Regions from separate parts of the Homo sapiens genome. Here region 1 is linked to region 2. A link is a loop called in an ENCODE intact Hi-C map of the cell type or tissue named here. Cell type or tissue: Caco-2. All regions are shown on one strand. Links, peaks and the distances in the headings refer to the core of each region. The heading gives the core; the rest is flanking DNA.

The links. Hi-C counts contacts between places; a loop is a spot of excess contacts. Peaks named below come from ENCODE experiments on the same cell type or tissue, not always from the same donor. Only the 100,000 strongest peaks of a DNase experiment are listed, where the experiment ranks them.
Region 1: a loop joins it to region 2, with 19 times the contacts of the local background. A loop is called at or near these places in 1 of 110 quality-filtered maps.

Annotation. Positions count from the first base shown.
Region 1 is chr14:93,785,541-93,795,590 of GRCh38, forward strand. PRIMA1 (proline rich membrane anchor 1) reads right to left here and starts at 2,945. Exons shown (of 5, transcript NM_178013.4): 1 at 2,870-2,945; 2 at 2,086-2,209. The coding sequence starts at 2,178. RefSeq lists enhancers at 2,311-3,022, 3,023-3,736, 3,737-4,448. In Caco-2, for the core only: no CTCF peak of the experiment used is centred there; a DNase peak (open chromatin) is centred at 3,053; H3K4me3 peaks cover 1,179 bases.
Region 2 is chr14:93,681,047-93,691,256 of GRCh38, forward strand. It overlaps UNC79 (unc-79 subunit of NALCN channel complex), which reads left to right. Exons shown (of 52, transcript NM_001395159.1): 45 at 1,571-1,648; 46 at 5,526-5,615; 47 at 7,619-7,794; 48 at 9,071-9,257. Among named protein-coding and RNA genes, the nearest start is that of PRIMA1, 100 kb to the right of the region's middle. RefSeq lists enhancers at 6,438-7,132, 7,133-7,826, 7,827-8,520, 8,521-9,214. In Caco-2, for the core only: no CTCF peak of the experiment used is centred there; a DNase peak (open chromatin) is centred at 2,415.

The DNA of each region.
Region 1 (10,050 bases), core at 1-8,000, 100 kb after region 2:
AGTTTGCTCTCCAGATTAGAGAAACTCCTATGACATGACAGATTTTATTTTCCCCACTTAAAGAGAAACACATGGCTTCGTGCATTTCCATTTTTCCTCTTCTCTCCTACGTTCCCTTGGATTTAGCTCTTTTGCTTAAAGCCAGATCCATTCATTCCAAAACCCCTTTCCCTTGATTTCCCTGTCCCTATCATTTGTAAATTAATTTTTCCAGAGCCTCAAGCCAAGATTTTACCCATTCTACTTGTCTGGAGGGTTCCTTTTTAAATTGATTTTTATGAAAATTGATTTGTATTGAGTGAGAGCATCTGAAATACACCCGCACACACACACACCCCTGCACACACACAGACACCCCTGCATACACACACACACACACCCCTGCTTGTGTAAGTACTGCCTGGCTGAAGGACACTTAAAAAACTGAACTGCTTTCACAAAATTATTTCTTCTGGGAGGAGTGCATGGTGCTTGGGGGTCTTCTGTTTAGATCCTACTAGCTTACACAGCAGAATTCTAGTCCTGGAGACTGACAACCTCACTACGTTGCTTCCCACCCCAGGTGAAGGTGTCTTATGGAAGAGAGAAAAGTGTAAACAAATGAATCTAAAAACGAAGTGAACTCAATATCTGAGGTTCAGCTAAAAGTTGAACAAGCGAAGCTGGTCCCAAGCCACTAAAGTGTTTAGAAGTGACAAAATCATGTTTCCTGAGGAGGCACAGCTGAGTTTAATAACTGCTGTTTCACACATTAGACAAAGCTGTCAATTCCAAAAGGAAAACAATTGTGAGACGGAGGCAAGCCAGAGAAGAGAGCAGAAGATGGGGCCTGGGAGTAGGGGGTGCTGAGCAGCGTCTGAACCTGGCTATCGATGGGCAGTCACCCAGGCCATCATCCAGGCAGGACTGACTGAGCAAGCTCTCGGCAGGGCCCCATCATTTGGGGCAGCTCATGGACCTCGGTAGACTGGCAAGTGGTCTTGCCCGCATCCCTTTTTTTCCTGGTCTGTCACCCCTACTAGTACAGAGCAACCATGTGAATTGTCCCCAAACCCCAAAATGCCATCAGGAGCACATGAGGCTACAAATACCCCAGAGTGGATCCTCAATGCCCAAAACAATGAAAATGTCCTCCAGAGCCTGCAGAAAAAATGTCAAACAGACCACGCAGTGATAAACAGAGTACCTGGTCAGCCAGGCAGAAGAACGGCATTGCTATTACTCCTATCAACAATGGCAGCAACCACTACTGGTTAATTTCATCATGGACCTGGCACTGCACTAAGTAATCCTTACATGCATTTATCTCATCAAGTACTTACAATAGTACAGTCAGGAAGAAGAAACTAACTCTCAGAGAGGGTAAGTGGGTTGCCTAAAGCCTCCCAGCTGGTGAGGGACAGAGCTGAAGCTCAAATTCCAGAGCTGACATCGAAGTCCACCTTGTCACCTCTCCACTGTACCAGTGACGATGCGCATTCTGGGGGGGACTAGGGACCACCCCATTGAAACCCCTCTCTGACCCTAAGAGGTAACTCCAGTTAGTGGCTGCCTGGCCTCTGCCCTGGGATTTAAGGGACCCAGGGTGAGAGATTCAACCCTGGGCAGTCCTGACAGATGGGCCACCATGCATTATCTGTCTACATCCTCAACTCTGATACCTATAAGAAACACGGCTGCCTTCCGTGTTGAAAACCAGTTTAAGAAAGCTAATTTGAAGTTCATCAGTGGTTCTGGTGAGAAAGAAATAATATATATCCTTGGGATCATTTTTCTTTGTAAGTTTGTTTCTTTGCTGAATTTCTGCCCTAGAATGTTATCATTGGAAGGTATTCTCTGAGCCCCTTTCCATTCCAAGGCCAGCCCGGTCCTGCAGGATTTAGGCCACAATCGAAGCCTCTCTTTGGAGTTTCTTATCTTTTCAGGGGTAGGGTATAGGGGACCGTAGCAGCTTTTCTTTTCCCAAGCTCTTCCGAGAACCAATCAGTGGGGTGGCTGCAAGAGGCCAGGGTCTCAGGAGGGAAGGGACAGCTCGCCCCTTACCCAGGAGGCCCTCCCAGCCAGTGCGCAGCCGGCGCGTCTCACCTGCACGAAGCCCCAGAGCGGGTGGAGCGCGCAGTGCAGCAGCAGCGAGGACCAGCAGCAGCCACGGCGCAGCACCAAGTCCCGGAGGAGCATCTCGGCCAGCGGCGCCCGCTCCTGGGGCGAACTGTCAGGAGAGCAAGGCTAGGGTCAGGCGGACACCGCGCAGGCACTTCCGCCGCCGCGCACCAATATACCTCCCAGCCCGGGTCGGACGGGCACGCCCCGCACCCAGGGGCACCCTAGTAAACCAAGCCTGCACTTACACTCCAGCTTACACCTTCACTGACTCTTCGTCAGTCCCAGAATTCACACTCTTCTTACGCACATCCCCAGAGCCCCGCGTGTACACTTTAGCTCCGCGCACAGCTCCAGAATACTGCGTGCATACCTTGGCCCCATGGACACCTCCAGAAACAGCCAAGCACACTTACTGCGCCCCATTAACCCCCATACAACTCACTCTCACTGTGAGCACACTTCAAACCCGGCGGGCACTACTCACCTGCGCGCACAACCACAGAAACAGCCGTGCACACACACTGATCCCCGTGCACACCCACCGACTCCTGCCTGCACCCTCGCTGACCCTGCATGCACGGCCCCAAGAAATCTCACGCTGCCTGCACCCACACTGCCCAGCCGGCCTCATTGCGCACACTGCAACATAGGCACCTCCGTGCGCTGCCCCTTTGCACGCCTCCGCCCAGCCCCGATCTCCCGCTCCCGGGCGTGGGTTCCCCCACGCCTCCATCTCCGCCCGCACCCTTCCAACGCCTCACGCTACCTTGCCTGGCGGCGGCCCCAGCCGACCCTGGGCTCGGGGAAAAGAGGTCCGCGTTCCCCCCGCGGCAGCTCTGTTTCCCAGCAGCCGGACAGCCCCCATTTAAAGCCAGCCGCCTCCCCAGTCCCCCGCCCTCTAGGCGGGGCCTCCGTCCTCACCTTGGCGGCTGCGCGGGCGCCCGGGGGCTTCACATGCCGGGGAGGAGCGCCCGGCGCTGGAGCAAAAGTTTGCGCGCCGGTTGGGCCTCCCGGGCCGCTGAGCAGAGGACCAGGAGCGGCGTCCTCGCACGGGGCGCAGGGCGCGGTGGCTCCGGACTGCGCCTAGCCGCGCGCGGGGCGGGAGGGGCGGCACCCCGCTCCCAGGGCCAGGGCTGGCCGCCGAGGCGGAGGCAGAGGGCGGGGAAAGTCTCCTCCACGCCGCCTGGAGCCGGCCGCGCGAGCCCTCCCCGGGCCCGCGTTGGCTCCCCGCCTTTCCTGGTGGCGCCGCGCGGCTGCCCGGGGCACTGGGGTGCCCGAGCTCTCTACTACCCTCACGCTGGCCCGCGAGAGGCAGCGGCGGGAGGCGCCGGCAGGGAGCTCCCGCTGGGGCAGCAAAGCCGTGGGTGGAGGCGAAATAAATAATCCACGAAAAAGGAAAACAGACGTGAGCCGAGCCAGAGCCTCTCCCGCCTCCCGCCCGGGGTTGCGCTCCCCCCGCCGCCGCCGCCAGCGCCGCTGCAGTGATTCCTCGTCTCCATCTAGCGAGGCTATTGTGTATTGGGCGCTTAATTATTTATTCACCCTGGAGGCCGAGGATTCCCACTTCCATGGGGTTTTGGCCCTTGCCTGCGCTTCCCCCAAGCCTCTCCCGAGGCTGCGGAAAGGTGGCGAGGACTGACTTGAGACCCTTTTTTGCGCTCCATCCTTGAGGACTCTCCCCGCCGCACTCCCCGCAGGCTCTCCCGGGCGCCGGGGCTGAAAGGTGCAGGCCGCCCCTCTCCCGGCCATGGGCCTTGTCCTCTCCTTTGTAGTCCCAGCAGCAGAAACTCTCTTGCAACACTAGGCTGCGGCTGGGAAGGAGTTGTGACGGCCCTGGGGAGAACATTTCTACCACTGCTCTTCCTCAACCATCTGCAAACTCCTCTGTTTGAGGCAAGATTATCAACAAGTCGGTTCTTCGGGAGGTAGCCTGGTTGCATCTCTTTCAGACAAGCTGTGCCTAGCAGCATCACAGGCATGGCGCGGCCTCTCTGCTCTTGTGGTGGAAGCACTTTGCAAGCGCTTTGACTGATGGGGGCGCCTTCCAGAAGGCCCTCAAGGCCTGGACAATCCTATTTTTAGGTTGGATGAGAGAACCAGGGGCTTAAGACACAGAGCTGAGGGTCAGATACTACAGTGCATGCATGGAAGAAACATTTACTGAGCACCTTTTCCCGGTATTTGGACACCCTTAAGCCACTCATGTAAACACACACTATAAACGCTGGTTTGCAGAGTATAAACTACCTTGCAAGCCAGCTTTCAGAACAACGTCTTAGCGGCCTCCTTCATGCCAGAGCGCCGCCCCGAGGCTGCAGATTGCACCTCAACCAGCAAGATGCAGGGACAAATGTGAATGAGACCTTGTTCCTTCCCCCCTAAGAATTCAGGGGCCTGTCAGGGAGATGGATAAAACCAACCATTCCACTGTGCACTGGCATGTCACACACAGCTGCCCCGAGAAAGGGGAAGACAGGAATGGAGGGCGGGTTGAGTAAAGGCTCCCAGGAGAGGGTGACTTCCTGGGAGTAGGGGAACATCTCAAGCATTGGTAACTCTTTGTGCAAAGAAATGGAGACATTTATTCAATCCTTCATTCCTTCATTCCATATGTAGCCTCCATGGGCACCTGCTGGGGGCCAGACAGAACTCTGGATGCTGGGTAGAAAAGGGAACAAGAGGATATCTCACTGGGGGTGGGATAGGATGGAGGGAGGATGGCAAGAAGATGAAGGGGTAGGGACTTCCTAGGTGACTCATCTACAGTTTGGAGAAATGGAGCAGCTATTGGTCAGCTGAGGTCAAAATAACACTGGATATTTTAATGCCTGTCCGGCTAAAACAAGTCGTGGTATTTTGCTCAGCACAATCTTTACATTTGACAACAGCTCCTGATGTTTACACATGGAGCTCATTGCCACTTACAAATGTTATTTACACCGCATTTTAATTCAGGTCTCACAACTCTTTGATGTAAGTGTAATTGCCCTGTGTGAACAGTTCAGAGACCTTTGTGCCTGAGCCAGAATCACACAGCGGCTCACTGGGGGTTCAGAAATACTAACCCCCAACTAGAGGCTCACGACGTTGGGAGAACTTAGGTAAGTTTTGTGCATTGGAAAACCTGCATTGTCTAATCTGGTCTTCAATATTGCTGTAGTGGACCTAATCTATGCACCTCTCGAGGGTCACCTGGTGTAGATTGCCCGATTCTGTCACTGTTCAGTGTGCCACTTGTAGCCTGCACGGACCTAGGGGGACTGAACAAAGCGGGGCGAACGTGGGAATAAAAGACAAGAGATAAAAGAGTGTATTTGGAAGAAGGGGTCAGGGGGCGCCTTGCCTCTACTGGACAAGGGCCCTGAGTTTTACACAGCTCTCCATATTTATTAGGCAAAAGAGATAGTGAGAAAGGGGAGGGGGTGTGATTGTCCAGTAATTGTCAATTGGTTCACAGCAGGCTTGTGAGGCTGCATCCTTTGAACAATAGGTGCTAGATTTCCCAATAGATAACTTCGAGGAGCCCGGCACCAAGGAGTGATGTCCCTCAGCAAACCTTTTGGTGGCAGGGCCTTGTGAGTTTGCCCTCATCCTGCATTCATGATAAACAGTTTGCTGTTTGATCATATAGCCTCCAGCAGAATGATGAGTTGGTTACGTCCCATGGGCCTTCAGCTCCCTGCAACCTGGCCCCACATCCTGCTGACGCCCCTGTGACCTCCCTTAGGGTGAAGACCAGGCTCTGTCACAGGCCTCTTATGCCATGAGCGGCCTAGAGAGAACATGGCTCTTCTCACCCTTTTCAATCAGTTGGTAACCCACACCACGGCCACATGAGGTCTGCCTACAGGGGCCAGATACATCTACTCAGAAATACAGGGGAGTTAAAGCTTGGGACACATTTTGACCAGTGAAGGACAAGAGGTGGAAGGGACCCAGCATATGGAGTGCAGTGGTTCCATTTGGCCTGTCGGCAGATGTCCAGCAGGTGCAACTGAGCAACTGGCTGTTTTTACTTCTGAGGATATGACCAGCTCAATAATGTACAACCTGGTGGCACACATCTATAGTCCTAGCTACTTGGGAGACTGAGGCAGGAGGATCCCTTGAGCCCAGGAGTTCAAGAACAGCCTGGGCAACATCACAAGACCCTATCTCACAAAAATGCACAACTTTCTATTAGCTTCCCTCCTGCCCTGCTTCACTTTTTGCCTTGTGTCTGTTGCCCTAGGATTTTATCCCTCAATAAAGTATTAGCAAGCAGCATTATTGCTTAATACTCTGTCTCCTAAGGAACAGGGACAGTTGTTCCTGTTCTGGAGGACAGCAACTGTGGTAGCAACTGAATGGAGGGACAGTTGCTACCACAAATTGTCCTAAAAAGTAGACCTTTAGGATGGAATGTTGGATTTGTCTTCTATCTACAATAGGGTCTCCACTGCTGGGCCATAGCTGGCATACAGTGATATTACAATTTCTAAAACTTCACCTGTGGCTAATTGGAATGAGATGCAGGTAGAAAATAAGGCTTTATGAGATCAAATGGCCATTGCATTTGGGGTTAAGTGGCTTTTTCTGATGGTATTGGAGGTATTGCAAGGAGAAAATGATAGACTCAGGGAAGCTATCTACCAGCGTAAGGCATGCTTTGTAATGAAAACTTTAAGGACGCTCCTGACATCTACAAGACATATTGCACTGAAAATTAAGCTTGGGGGCTCATTATAAGGGTGGCAGAGCTGAAAAGGAGACTAAATGTGCAGCCACATAGATGTCTTATGTCCAAGTCAGAGCTCTAATAAAGAAAGGATTGGAGCTGGTGACCTGGAATGGAAACTTTCGGGTAAACAAACCTGAAAATCTGGACCCCAATCTCCTTGAATCCTCTGAAAGGTAGAAGCAAGAAGAACAGAACAGCTCTTCTTGGCCTGGGGATGACAATGACCTCATTGAAGCAGGAAACTTGCAAGATAGTACTTGCTTTAATGACAACAGCCTACAGTAAATACGCGAGATGCCAGAACATTTTTTTGGCACAATAAGAAGAAAAGGACCAGAAGGCTCAGAGGTGTGAATATTAGACTCATAAGACCTGAGAATCCACCACTGGCCTATGTTCCCTGGGATGGCCCAGAGAATCTTCCCTTCATTGAAACAGAAAAAAGAAGTCCTAATGAGCCCATCAGCACCTTTGAGAAATTCAGTGGTGGCTGTCTTCTGAAGCCTGGGTTCAATGATGGGAGATGGTGGGGAAATGGACTCTCTTGGATCAGTGGCAATCAATGGAATGGCAAAGGCCAGGTGGCATAATGTCATGCCGGACAAAGTGGGCATAATTACCATAATGGGCAGCAAGGCCAGAGTGGCAACCAGGGTGCCTGGAGCCATAGGAATCTATGTTTTTTGTGTTTTTTTTTTTCTTTAGAGATGGAGTCTCGCTCTTTCGCCCAGGCGGGACTGCAGTGGTGCTATCTTGGCTCACTGCAAGCTCCGCTTCCCGGGTTCACGCCATTCTCCTGCCTCAGCCTCTCGAGTAGCTGGGATTACAGGTGCCCACCACCGCGCCCGGCTAATTTTTTGTATTTTTAGTACAGACGGGGTTTCACCGTGTTAACCAAGATGGTCTCAATCTCCTGACCTCGTGATCCGCCTACCTCGGCCTCCCAAAGTGCTGGGATTACCACCGCACCCAGCCAGGAATCTATGTTAATGACTGACAGATCATGATGTAATTGGGGGGGCGGGGAGAGAAATGGGGAGCTAACAGGGGTGTTGCTTGACTTGTATAAATATATAAACTTTTAAAATAAAGAGTGTAAGAGCAGAAAGATGACACCTACTGCAATGGAAATTATCTAAGGTTGTTCATAGTCCAGAGCCTATGATTAAAGGGGAGGCTGGATTTCTGAGGCATTAGGTCGGCCATGGACAGTGGCAACCCAGCATGTGATAGAAGTGGTATGTATAGGACGAGGCTCGAGCAGGTCTAGAAGGAACAGGAAAATTGCCTAAACAGCTGGTCCAGATTCTCATGTCACCCACCTCTGTTGAAGCTCTTCCTCAATATATATGTTTAGCCCCAAATGGGAGTTCCATATGATAGTCTGATGGAGGAGGAAAGCACCAGGGCCTCTTTTACACCCAGGTCAACGTGGTGTATTGGTGCTAGTTGGGAATAGATGACTGCTGTGTTACCTCCCATTCAAGGGTAGGAGAGGTGGCCCAAAGTGCAGACATACACTCTCCTGTGCGGGGTAAACGACTGGGCTAATCATTTAGGGACATGGAAAGAACAAAAATGAAAAGCCAGGGGCATGGAGGTCAAGTAAACAGTAAATGATGAATTCATGGGAGTGAGCACAAAGAGTATGGGGCTTTCTGCCTCGTGCTTGTCTCTCCAGAGAGCATCTGTTGCCAAGGAGGCTCCTACAGTCAGCCGGACGGGATGACCCAGCCCCTCTTTGGCCATCCTAGGGCTTCCCTGAGTGATGAGATGGTCTACTGAAGGCTCAGCTGTGACATCAGCTTAGAGACAAGAGCTGGTGGGGTTGGGGCACTGCTCTCCTGGATATAGTGTGAGTCAATAGATGTGTTTCTGATAGTTAGAATATACAAATCTAGGAACCAAGGAGTGGAAGTAGGATTGGCTCCTCTGTCCGACTGCCAGCAAGAAACCTGCAGAATCTGTGCTTCTTGTTCCTGCAAACTTAGACTTAGAAGAGTCAGAGGCCCTGGCTTATAGAGAGTAAAACTTCCACTAGTGAACACAGTAAGGGTTCTACTAAACTGGAAGCTGTGACTGTGACCTGGGTGCCTTGTGCTCCTCTTGCCAGCGGAGCAGCAGAGAAAGGAGGATTTGCTATACTGATGCACGATAGTACTTCATTACCATGAGGAGCAAGGGCTGGTGTTACATAGTGGATGCAGGGAAGAGTATGTCTTGTGCTCTGGATTGAAGTGTTTCCCCCAAAATGCATCATTGAAGTCCTACCCCCAACGTTAGGGGTTATTTAGAGATATTAGATATGTTTAGAGAGGGAGTCTTTAGGGGGTATTAAGGTTAAATGAGGTCATAAGCATGGTGCCCTATCCACTAGGATTGTTGTCCCTCTAAGAAGAGGAAGAGAGACCAGAGCTCTCTCCCTCTCTCTGGGTACCCAGAGGAAAAGCCATGTGAGGACAAAGCGGCTGTCCACAAGCCAGCAGGAGAATCCTTACCAGAAACTGGCCCTGCTGAACCTTGATCTAGAACGCTCAGCCTCCAGAACTGTGAGAAAATTGATTTCTGTTGGTTAAGCCACCCAGCTTGGGGTGTTTTGTTACAGCAGCCTGAGCTGACAAATACATCTGGTCGTCTGGGATTTGTGGGAGATTCTCTGCTCAGAGATAGCCGTGAACAAGCAATTACAACATCCGAAGACCCTCCAGGTGAGAACCTCAGACCCACTGAAGAGCTGGCCCTAGAAATCTAGAATGGGGCTGGGCATGGTGGCTCACACCTGTAATCCCAGCACTTTGGGAGGCCAAGGTGGGTGGATCACCTGAGGACAGGAGTTCGAGACCAGCCTGACCAACATGGAGAAACACTGTCTCTACTAAAAATACAAAATTAGCCGGGCGTGGTGGCACATGCCTGTAATCCCAGCTACTTGGGAGGATGAGGCAGTAGAATTGCTTGAACCCAGGAAGCGGAGGTTGCAGTGAGCCAAGATCATGCCATTGCCCTCCACCCTGGGCAACAAGAGCAAAACTCCGTCTCAAAAAAAAAAAAAAAAAAAGAAAAGAAAAGAAAAGAAAAAAAAAAGAAAGAAAGGAAGGTCAGAGTGGATAGAAGATGATGAGTGTCAATTATGGCCCTAGGACCAGCCACAGCAGTGGGACTCTAGCTTCCTTTGCTAATCTTTTTATGCCGTTTTAGGAAGTTGCAATTGATCACTTCAAAAATTG
Region 2 (10,210 bases), core at 2,211-10,210:
ACCTGGATAAGATCATAGAAAACGCTAGGTGTTCCCAGGATGTTACCAGTTGTCCCCTTCTATGCCAGATTCAGAGTTAATGGCTAAATAGATTCTTCAGTTTTCTGTAACTGTATTTGAGGCAAATGGAAATGACAGAATGTTAATGTGGAGATCTGTGTCCACTCCTGTCACACAGCTCTTGGGGACAGCTCTGCTTGTGCCCTCTTGCCCCCATTCAGTTACATATACTTACGTGCTTTCCATGGAGGACGCCCCTCCCACACTTGAACACCAGCTCTTGGCCCTGAGCCGGAAGTCTAAGGGTTCCTTGGCCTCAGGAGGCCTTTGGCTTAGAGGTGTACCCAGTTAGCCAAAACCTGCTACCTGTTAATAATGCTTACATTTAAACCCCTGACTAGCCCGATAATATGCTGGTTTCTGTTCCTTTGTTCCATGCCTCCTTATCAGGCCTCCTAGAGATTTACTCTGCGACCCTAGTTGTTATTACTTCTCTCTAGTGTGACAGGGACCGAGCCTGCTGACCCATTCAGCTTCCCTGTGCCTTCCAGTATGAGAACAAAATGAATGAGAAGGCGGAGCGACTGGTGCTGAAACTTCTGAACTCTGCACAGCAGCAGTTTCAGGTCCCAAAGTTGTTAAGGCTACTGGCCAGAGGGCAGGAAATATAAATTGAACAGGACCTAATTGCTCATAGCCAACTCTACTTCATGGTTAACTTTTTTTCCTAAGACTATTAATAAATAATTGAGTGCTGCATTAAGTGAGAAACACCTGTCAAAATCTGTAATGAAGCAAATTAAATTGAAATCTGGCAAATCCATTCTTGTAATGATCTCAAGTCATAACTGGCTAATGGATTTGCTTTGTAAACTCTCACTGAGCCCCTCTGAGGTGTCCGGCACCAAGCTAGTGCTGGGGATGAGGTGCATCAAGCCTGTGCTCTTGAAGAGCTCACAGCAGGTTGAGAAATGGACCCATAAGTCACTGCAGTCTGACGTGGTGACTGTTACAATGGAAGTGTGTGAAAAGTCCTCTGGGCCCCCAGAGAAGGAGTGGGGGTCTTTATCAGCACAAAGGATACATGTGGATGAATAGGGGCAGGAAGATGAGATGCTGAAGTTCCCCTGTGGGGAAGAAACAGGTAGAATACTCACTCTGAGGTTGATTGTTTTTCTGGTTTCTTTCTAAATATATGATACGATAATAGAAATCATGAAACTGTATGAAATGTGCTTACAGTAACTGTCAAGAAGTACTAAACAATAAATAGAATGACTTCACAATAAATCTGACAATGCTGACATCTTTTATTTTTTCTTTGATTGAATGCACCATTTCAGTGCCACTTAACAGTCTGGGTAAAGTAAGACTCTGTGTGTTAATTTTAGTACTGTGATTCTGAGTTTCTGATAGGAATGAACCATCATGATTAGCAAATCTGATCTATCCAAGGCAGATCGTCATGAAAATAAACACTAATTAATTTAAGCCAAGTTAATAAAATGATAAATTACTTATTAATGTCCAGATACCCTTAAAAATAATTATCCTTTCACTTTTTTATTAGTTTATTTGTGCAGATGCTGGAACCAAACTAGCTGAGTCAACAATCCTGAGCAAGCAGATGATAGCCTCTGTACCTGGAGTAAGTCCTGACCAAATTCATTGTCTACATACTTACATTTCATAGAATAGTAGTTAAGAATGTAGGCTTTAGACTTACATCAGGGTTTGAGGCCTGCCATTTACTAGCTATGTGACTTTTGGAACGTATTTTAACCTATAATTCTTTGATTCATAACATCTGTCAAATGGGATATAACAGGGTTTAACATATAGTTTGAGGATTGAACGAGATAATGCATGCAAAGCATATTAGCAAGGAGCCAGACATAGTAAATGCTGTGAAAATGTTATCTATTAAAAATATTAACAAACATTGCCTATTTTTTGATATTTTAGTTATTTTCTATATTTTTCTATTGTAACTAATATGCAAAGAACATCTTTGTGCTTAAATCTTTGTCCATACTTCAGACCATTTCTTTATAATAGATTTCTGGGAATAGAATGACTAAACTATGTTTTTTTTTTTAAGGGTTCTTGATAATGTAATACAAGGTTCTATGAGACAAAAATCCCAATTCTCAACGACTTATGAAAGTTTATTGTTTGCTCATATGAAGTTTAAATGGGTATCCTGATTAGTAGGGAAAGGGGGATTTCCACGTGCATACTCGGGGATCAGGTTTCTTCCATTATGTGCAGTCCGCTGCAATCAGCTTGATTGTGGTTGGGGAAAGGGAAGAGAATATGGCCCATGGGGTTTTCACAGGCCAAGTCTAAAAGTGTGTGGTTTTTTTCCTACTCACATTCCATTGGCTAGAACTCAGTCACATGACCACACCCAACTGCAAGGGATGATGGGAAATGTGGTCTAGTTGTGGGCCAAGGAAGAAGACAGACCTGGGGAGTGGCTAGCCAGTCTCTGCTGCATGCTCGCTGTTTCCTTTATCGTTTAATTCTTTAAAACTCAATATTTGCTACCTATGCCATAGCTAAAAAAATAATGTCCCTAATAATAAAAGGGTTATTGAAATCAGTAATTAAAAGACGAACATTCCAACAACAACAGAAAAGCAACATATAGGTCCCTTTCTGATGACCAATAAGCCATTAAAAATAAACCTTTTACTCTGATAGCAATCAATGAATTGTAAGTTAATATGAAGTATAAAAATATTTTAAAATATAAAAATTAAAATCGGCTAGCCAATCAGCAGACTTTTCTGTCTCAAAAAAAAAAAAACACACACTTCATCAGGGCATGAAGGACATATAGGAAGCTGCATATCTTTAATGTATGTGACTTGATGAGTTTGGAAATGATTATACATTCATGAAACTACTACTGTGATCTATGCCATGAACATATCCATCATCTCCAACAGTTTCTTCCTGCCCTATTTGTTTTTTTGTTTGTTTGTCATTAGCAATGAGAGCACTTTACATAAGATCTACCTTCTTAAGAAATTTCTAAGTATGTAATGCAATATTTCTAACTCTAGGGACTCCGCTGCTCCGTAAATCTCTAGGACTTACTCACTTTGCATAATTGAAGCCTTGGACCTTTTGACTAATACCTCCCCATTTTTCCCTCCCCAGCAGATCCACCTCAATGATTAGACTTATTGATGGTAAAATGAAACAAGCATTCTTGTAAGCCACTAGTGGTAGTAAAACCAACCTTGCTGGAGGGCAGTTTGACAATCTTCCTTTAGGAATATGTCTGAGAAAATAAATATGCACATGTTTTATATTAAGTATGTTTATTAAAGCATCATTTAAAATAGCAGAAATATGGAAACAAAGTAAATGTCTAACATCATCAGGGTATTGTTTAAATAAAATAAGTTGCATCCATAAGGTAAGACTATTATGTACCTACCAAATCAAAGTTTCAAATAATATTTAATTAATTGGAAAATGCTTATGATGTATTTAATTAAAAAGCAAGTTAGAAAAATGTTATCTCAATCTTATAAACATTATATGTATGTGTGTATGTTATATACATTAGAAAAATTAAAAAAACTTGGAAGGAAATATTAACAGTAGTTTTCCCAGAGGTGGAGGACAGGAAATTAGGATTATGGTGATTTCAATTTTAATTTTAATGATCTGTATTTTCCAAATTTCCTATATTAAACATGTGTTGCTTTTATAATCTAAGAAATGTAACTTTAAAATCAAATATTAGTTTTGAGGAAGAATTAGCTATGGTTTGCTTCAATTTGTGAGTTTGAGTTTTGAATATTTTCAACTTTTTAATCGTTAGTTTTCCTATGAAATAAATGTAGCTCTTCTGAAACAAATGGAGCTTGACTTCTTCTGTTTTGTTTCTTAAGTAACACACCTAAGGTTATTCTTAAGCTTTGCAAAGTAGAAAAAAAGGAGGAGGGATTGGAAATTATATGTTTTGTTTCCTAAGTATATATGGCTCACTAAGATTCTCTTGACCATACAGTGAATTTTAAGGCTTTTATCAGATGTAGCTGGTTGTCTCTAAAACAAAAGTGACTTGGTGGTAGTAAATTCCTTGCTCTCATTTTTTGAGATTCAAACTTAAAAGACAAATATTGAATAATGCTCCTAGGAATTATTTTCAGTGACATTTGCCTAGTTGAAATGCTATAAAATATTGCCTATGAAAGAAACAAATCCCTTTCAAGAAATTCAAGAACATAGTCTCCAGTCCTATTTGCATGACATGTGAAAGGTCAGAGAAAATGGAATAAATCGCGGGGAAATCCTTTCTTGCACGAAAGGATTAATATTCCAAAAGCAGGAACACAATAACCTTTTATAATTCCTTCACTTGATTTAAATTAAAAGAAGAAAACTTTGGAACGTACGAAATGCTTGGAAAACACTCTGACAGACTGCCAATGACCTTACTTTGCTGTTTGTTATCCTGTCAGAAGAACTGACAAGCGTAACATTCTAGAAGAGAGAGAAGGTGATATAGTTCAGTACCGCGCAGATTTACATGAATATGGGAAAATGAGAGCCACTGGGTGAGCTAGTTAAGTCTATAATGTTCCAGATTTTCCTGAAGAAAGCCGAGGAAGGCCTTTAGCGTAGTATTCATCTGGCTTCAAAGCCTGCCTCGTTTGATCCACATGATACCCAGCCTGATGTGTGGTTTCTCTCATACGGCTTTGATATAGCAGCCTGCTTGTTCATTTTCCTTTGCTTTGCTTATAATCCTAAATTCACTGCATTCTCAGGGAGAGCAGGCCAATGTCATTTAACGACCTAAAACACAAACTTGCTTTCTTTTCCTTCAAAACTTTTCAAACACACTTCAAGCATGTGGGGAAGATGACCATTTCGTTTCTTTCTTTTATTTATCCCCTAGCAAGAACTTGACAGTAATACATGTATCTATTTAGTAGTGTACCTACTGTGTATAAGAAGTTAATTTGCAAGCGACTTGACTAGCATGAGAATTTTTGACTCTTTCAGCAAACACGATGCTTGTTTATGTACTTTTTTGACAGAAAATAGATTCAAGATTCTGGTGGTAGAATTTGGTGGCACGTATTTTATGTGTAGCTAAGACTTCCCTAGAATGAGAATGTGTTGCTATGTTTTGGGATGAATGATGTCCTAAAGACTCTGATGCTAATGGCATGACATAGGCTGAATCTTTGCATACAAAGCAGTTTAAAAACAAGCACACACACACACAAAATCAGTTCAATTACCCAGTGGATAAAAGCATTTAGCCCCATCTCCCATAGGCCTCTCCTGTTTCTTTGTTCTCTGCCACAAACCTTCTATCAATTTTTGTCCAAATGCTGGGCAGACAGTCACAGACCAAGCTGAGAGTAATGGAGTGAGTCAGAAATCCAGAAAGTAAAACGACTCCTTAGTAAACAACGTGAAACCAGAGTGAGGCAATCATTGGAGTCAGGGCAAAAATGAAGGTGTGACCCAGCTGTGTCCTTGTGTTTCAGTGTGGGACTGCAGCGATGGAGTGTGTGAGGCAGTACATCAACGAAGTGCTGGATTTCATGGCAGACATGCACACGCTGACCAAACTGAAGGTGAGATGACCGCCACCTGCTCATCCCTCAGGTTCACAAAACAGAGATGCTTTGAGAGAATTAAGCAGACCATAGGGAACTTATCGCTACCTGGGGAGGCAGCCGTGGCACTGTTGAATGAGCCCCTGTCTTGGGGGATCAAAGAGCCAGGGTCCAGCTTTGCAAAGAGGAAAAGAGGAAGGGAAAGGACATTCACATGGCATCAGCCACATGCATAGCTTTACTTTTGCCATATATTCACTTCTCACAATACCTCTGTTAAGATACTATCCCCATTTTACAAATGGAGAAACTGAGGCTTGGGGTGGTGTAGTACTTGCTCAAGTCACACTACTAAGTGGTAAAGTCAAGGTTGAACCCAAGATTCTTGTGACTCTCAATTCATTCTCTTTTTACCACATAGCATCGTTTAATTACCTTGAGCATCAGTTTCCTCATTTGAAGAACGAATCTAATCATCTGTACCTTGCCTGACTGTTACGAGGGTTTGATCAAAAATAATGTACGTGAAGAGACTTTCATAAACTGTAGCACATTATGCAAACATACACCATGTATTATTTTTTGCTCCATTGAAGCTGTTTTCTTAAAATCCTTGATGAAAGGGGATAGAACAAAATTTAATTTGCATATGGACAAAATCCCAGTGAAATTGTTGAGATTATTGAGTTTTTGCAGGGTGGAATGAATTGCTGATGCAGGTCCACTTTCCTGCTGTGATTCAACTAGGGAGCTAAAAGATGAATAGTTTGAGAGATCTGAGGAAGGCCCTAGACAGAGGGCAGAAGAGAATCCAAACATGGTCCAAGGAGCAGCCAAATTGCAATCTGGTGCTAGATGATTCCTTTTTGATAATTAGGAGCTAGTGATCCCAGAAGTTCATCAGCCAAAAATATCATCCCTTAATCACTGAACTGTTCTCTGGCTCTGCTCAGACGATCAAAGTGGTTTTTGGTACAGTGATAGATTTGCAAATCCCAGGCAGAAAGTAGAATCAAAATGTAAACTGAGAATATCTCACGATATGTAAACCCATTCATTTCTTAATGAGCTCCCCTGTCGTTCGCTCCTGTGCCGGTTACTGCTTGCTGAATCTGAATACCCATACTTAAATGACTTTGATGTACAAAGAAGAGGAAACAATTATTACCTAAACATGTTTAGGTTGTTTTGCAGATGCTTTCGAAAAATAATAAGTAGGAACCAGGATCATCAAAAGGTTGGAAATACAGACATAATCTCACCCTCTGATTTTACATATTGGGAAACAAATCAGAAGGATCAAGTGGCAAGTGGCTTATCTAAGGCCATGGGACTAGCTAGGACAGACCTGGGTCTAGAACCTAGGTCTCAATGCCTAGTTCAGTGCCCTTCCCACTGAGCTCACACTGAGCAAAGAAATCTTTCTAAATTAATTCAACAAATAGGTATGAGCACCTGTAATGTCGTGGCACTGTTCTAGGCATTGGGGATGCTGTGATGAGCAAAAGCGGACACAGTAGCTGCTCTCATTTAATTTATAGTCTGGTAGTGGAGGCCACATTTAGTGAACATTTCACACAAACTACAGTAAAAATGTGTCTCTCACAATTGCTATGAAAAAGAGGCAGAAGGCAGCACGGACCTGGCCGGGGAGGTCAGGGAAGGCTTCCCAGAGGAAGTTACATTTGAGCTAAAACCTGAACAATTAGGTGAAGAGAGGCAGGAATGGCATTCCAGACAAAGGGAATAGCAGCAGGGGGGAACACAGAGAGCCAACACAGCTGGAGCTGCAGGCAGAAGGGGTAAGTTCTCAGTGGCTGGATCTTTCTGGCTTTGTAGGCTAGGGAACTTTCCCTCCTTTTATCCTAAGAACAATGGGAAGGCTCTGAAGAAGTTTAAGCAGGTTGTTTGCTCAGAGTGGCGATAAGCGGGGTGGAAATGACAACCTCTTCTTTTCAAAGAATGGCCTGGAATGAATCCAGGTGTCTGCCAGAGTTACAAAATACCATTCGGTTTTGTAGAGCCACATGAAGACATGTTCCCAGCCTCTGCATGAAGATACCTTTGGGGGACATCTCAAAGTGGGGCTGGCCCAGATTGCAGCCATGGACATCTCACGGGGCAACCACAGAGATAACAAAGCTGTGATCCGCTATCTGCCTTGGCTTTATCATCCCCCCTCTGCAATGCAGCAAGGGTAAGACCCTTACTATTCCGGGAATGAGGGTAAAGAAGGCAGGAGACACCCCTGAGTTTCCTCGGGCTCAGCTAGAGTTAAGGAGTACACCGAAGATTTATGACAGTGGAATATACTTGGTTAGGAAGATGGAAATCAGATCCCATCTCCTTACGTACTTGCTGACCCAGAATGCTCTTTGACATGCTGCCAAAAAATAAACCTGTCCTCCCACAAAAACCTCAATTGTCCTTTCATGAAGAATGAAAATTTTGAGCTTAGAATTACCACTTTAATGCTTGATTTCAACTAGTTAAGTAAATTAATAGGTATGTATCAATATATTTGCCTTCAAGCAGCTTAGATTGTAGCTGGAACAAAAGCTATAACAGGGATGAAATCGGTGCAAGATTGTACAAGCCCCTGGCTCTGCCTTTTAGGGAGGCTAAAGAAGAGAGAGGCATGTATGGGTTTGTTGACTTGGGAACTCAGAGTAGGTTTGAGCCCACCCTTTTGTGTGGTCAGCCTTCCTGTCCAGAGGAAAAGTGTAGAGTGGGAATGAGAAGGGTAGGAGGAAAAGATCACTGGGGAGCAGGAAAATGGGCAGCTGTGTTATATCTCCTCATCTCTTTCCTCCCCTCTACTGGGGATGCCAGAGAAGAAATTTCTTTTTTTTTTTTTTTTTTTTGAGACGGAGTCTTGCTCTGTTGCCCAGGCTGGAGTGCAGTGGCACCATCTCAGCTAACTGCAACCTTCGCCTCCTGGGTTTAAGTGATCCTCCTGCCTCAGCCCCCCAGTAGCTGTAATTACAGGCATGCACCACCACGCCCAGCTAATTTTTCTATTTTTAGTAGAGACGGGGTTTTGCCATGTTGGCCAGGCTGATCTCGAACTCGTGACCTCAGGTGATCCACCCGCCTCAGCCTCCCAAAGCACTGGGATTACAGGCGTGAGCCACCGCGCCCGGCCCACCAGAGAAGAAATTTCTAAAGGCAGGAGTGGAAAGGGTTTAGAAAGAGAAGCTAGTCAGAGAGGCAGTCAGCCTTGTGGAAGAATGCTGTGTAATCCTGTGTCACCAAAGGCTGTTCTTTTCTCAAGAAGCTGAGATCCAGGATTAGAGTGGAAAACAAGAAAAACAGATATATCATTTTGTTGACACTCAATTGCCTTGGCGTTTTGTTTTATGTGATTGCCTGCAAGACCACACTTTCAATCCCTTCCTTCAATAAGCATTTGTTATGCACCCAATGAAACACAAAACATAAAATCATCTTTAACACTCCTTCTTCTCTAATAGACCTAAAGAATTCATTGAGTGTGTCTCCCATATCCGACTGTTGTCCTGGCTGCTGCTGGGTTCCCTCACTCACAATGCAGTGTGCCCAAATGCCTCCTCTCCCTGCCTGCCCATTCCTCTGGATGCAGGCTCCCACGTTGCAGACCATCTTATTGTTATCCTGATTGGATTTCCAGAGCAATCAAAGGTAAGTGATTTCTGCAAGATTAAGACCGTATGCATCGCAATTGCTAATGGAAACCTTATCAGCCAATTATGTTTCTTCTGAGAAGAAAATACATCTTATCATTTGCCCTCCTGTGGATGTTAGAAACACAACTTTGTGCTAATGTCTTATTTAAAGTTGTTTAGATTCCCAGACTGTCTTTCCCCCCGCCCCCAAATTGTTTTTCGGCTTACTTTTATAAAGATAAATCATGGAGTCAAGCAAGAGTTGGCTTCCCAGGCATTTCTGTCTCAAAATAATGAAGAGAAATAAAAGGCTAGAAATATAATCAAAATTCTGTGATCAGTTTTTAAAACCAGAGACAAAACAAAGGAAAATTCATTCTCTATCTAATTCTTCATGTACCATCTTTTCAACTGAAATCTCTAGAGATACAGGAAAATACAAAATGAAAACAAGAAGGCCAGTTGGGAACTCACTAAAGCACACATTGGCATGACCTACACAGGGGAACTTTGTAAATTGCAGAGACAGGTGATGTGCTAAAGGAAGAAAGTAGACCCAAGGCAGGCACCAGTCATGAGCCTGTGCAGGCAAACCGGACACATTGGTACTAATCAGCTCCGAGGAGCCAGGGGACCTTCACAGAGCTTCGGCAAGTTCTGGGAGGTCACATTGGTCTTGGGGACAGCTCGGGTTTGGGACAGGGCAAGCTGACGATGTGATAAAATGGCGCACCCATCCCAATGATCCAAATGATGTTCACAAAAGGAATTAGGCAGTCGATTCCTAATATTTCTACTCAGATCCGGGTTTGATTCCTAACTATGGTACTTGCGATTTTGTGAGCTTGACAAGTGTGTCTAACCTCTCTATTATTCAGATTTTCATCTGTGAAATAGACGAGGGGATGGTTGGAGAGTGATGGAGGTGATATAGGAAAAGCCTCTGGCGCCATCTCTGGCGTGTTGTAG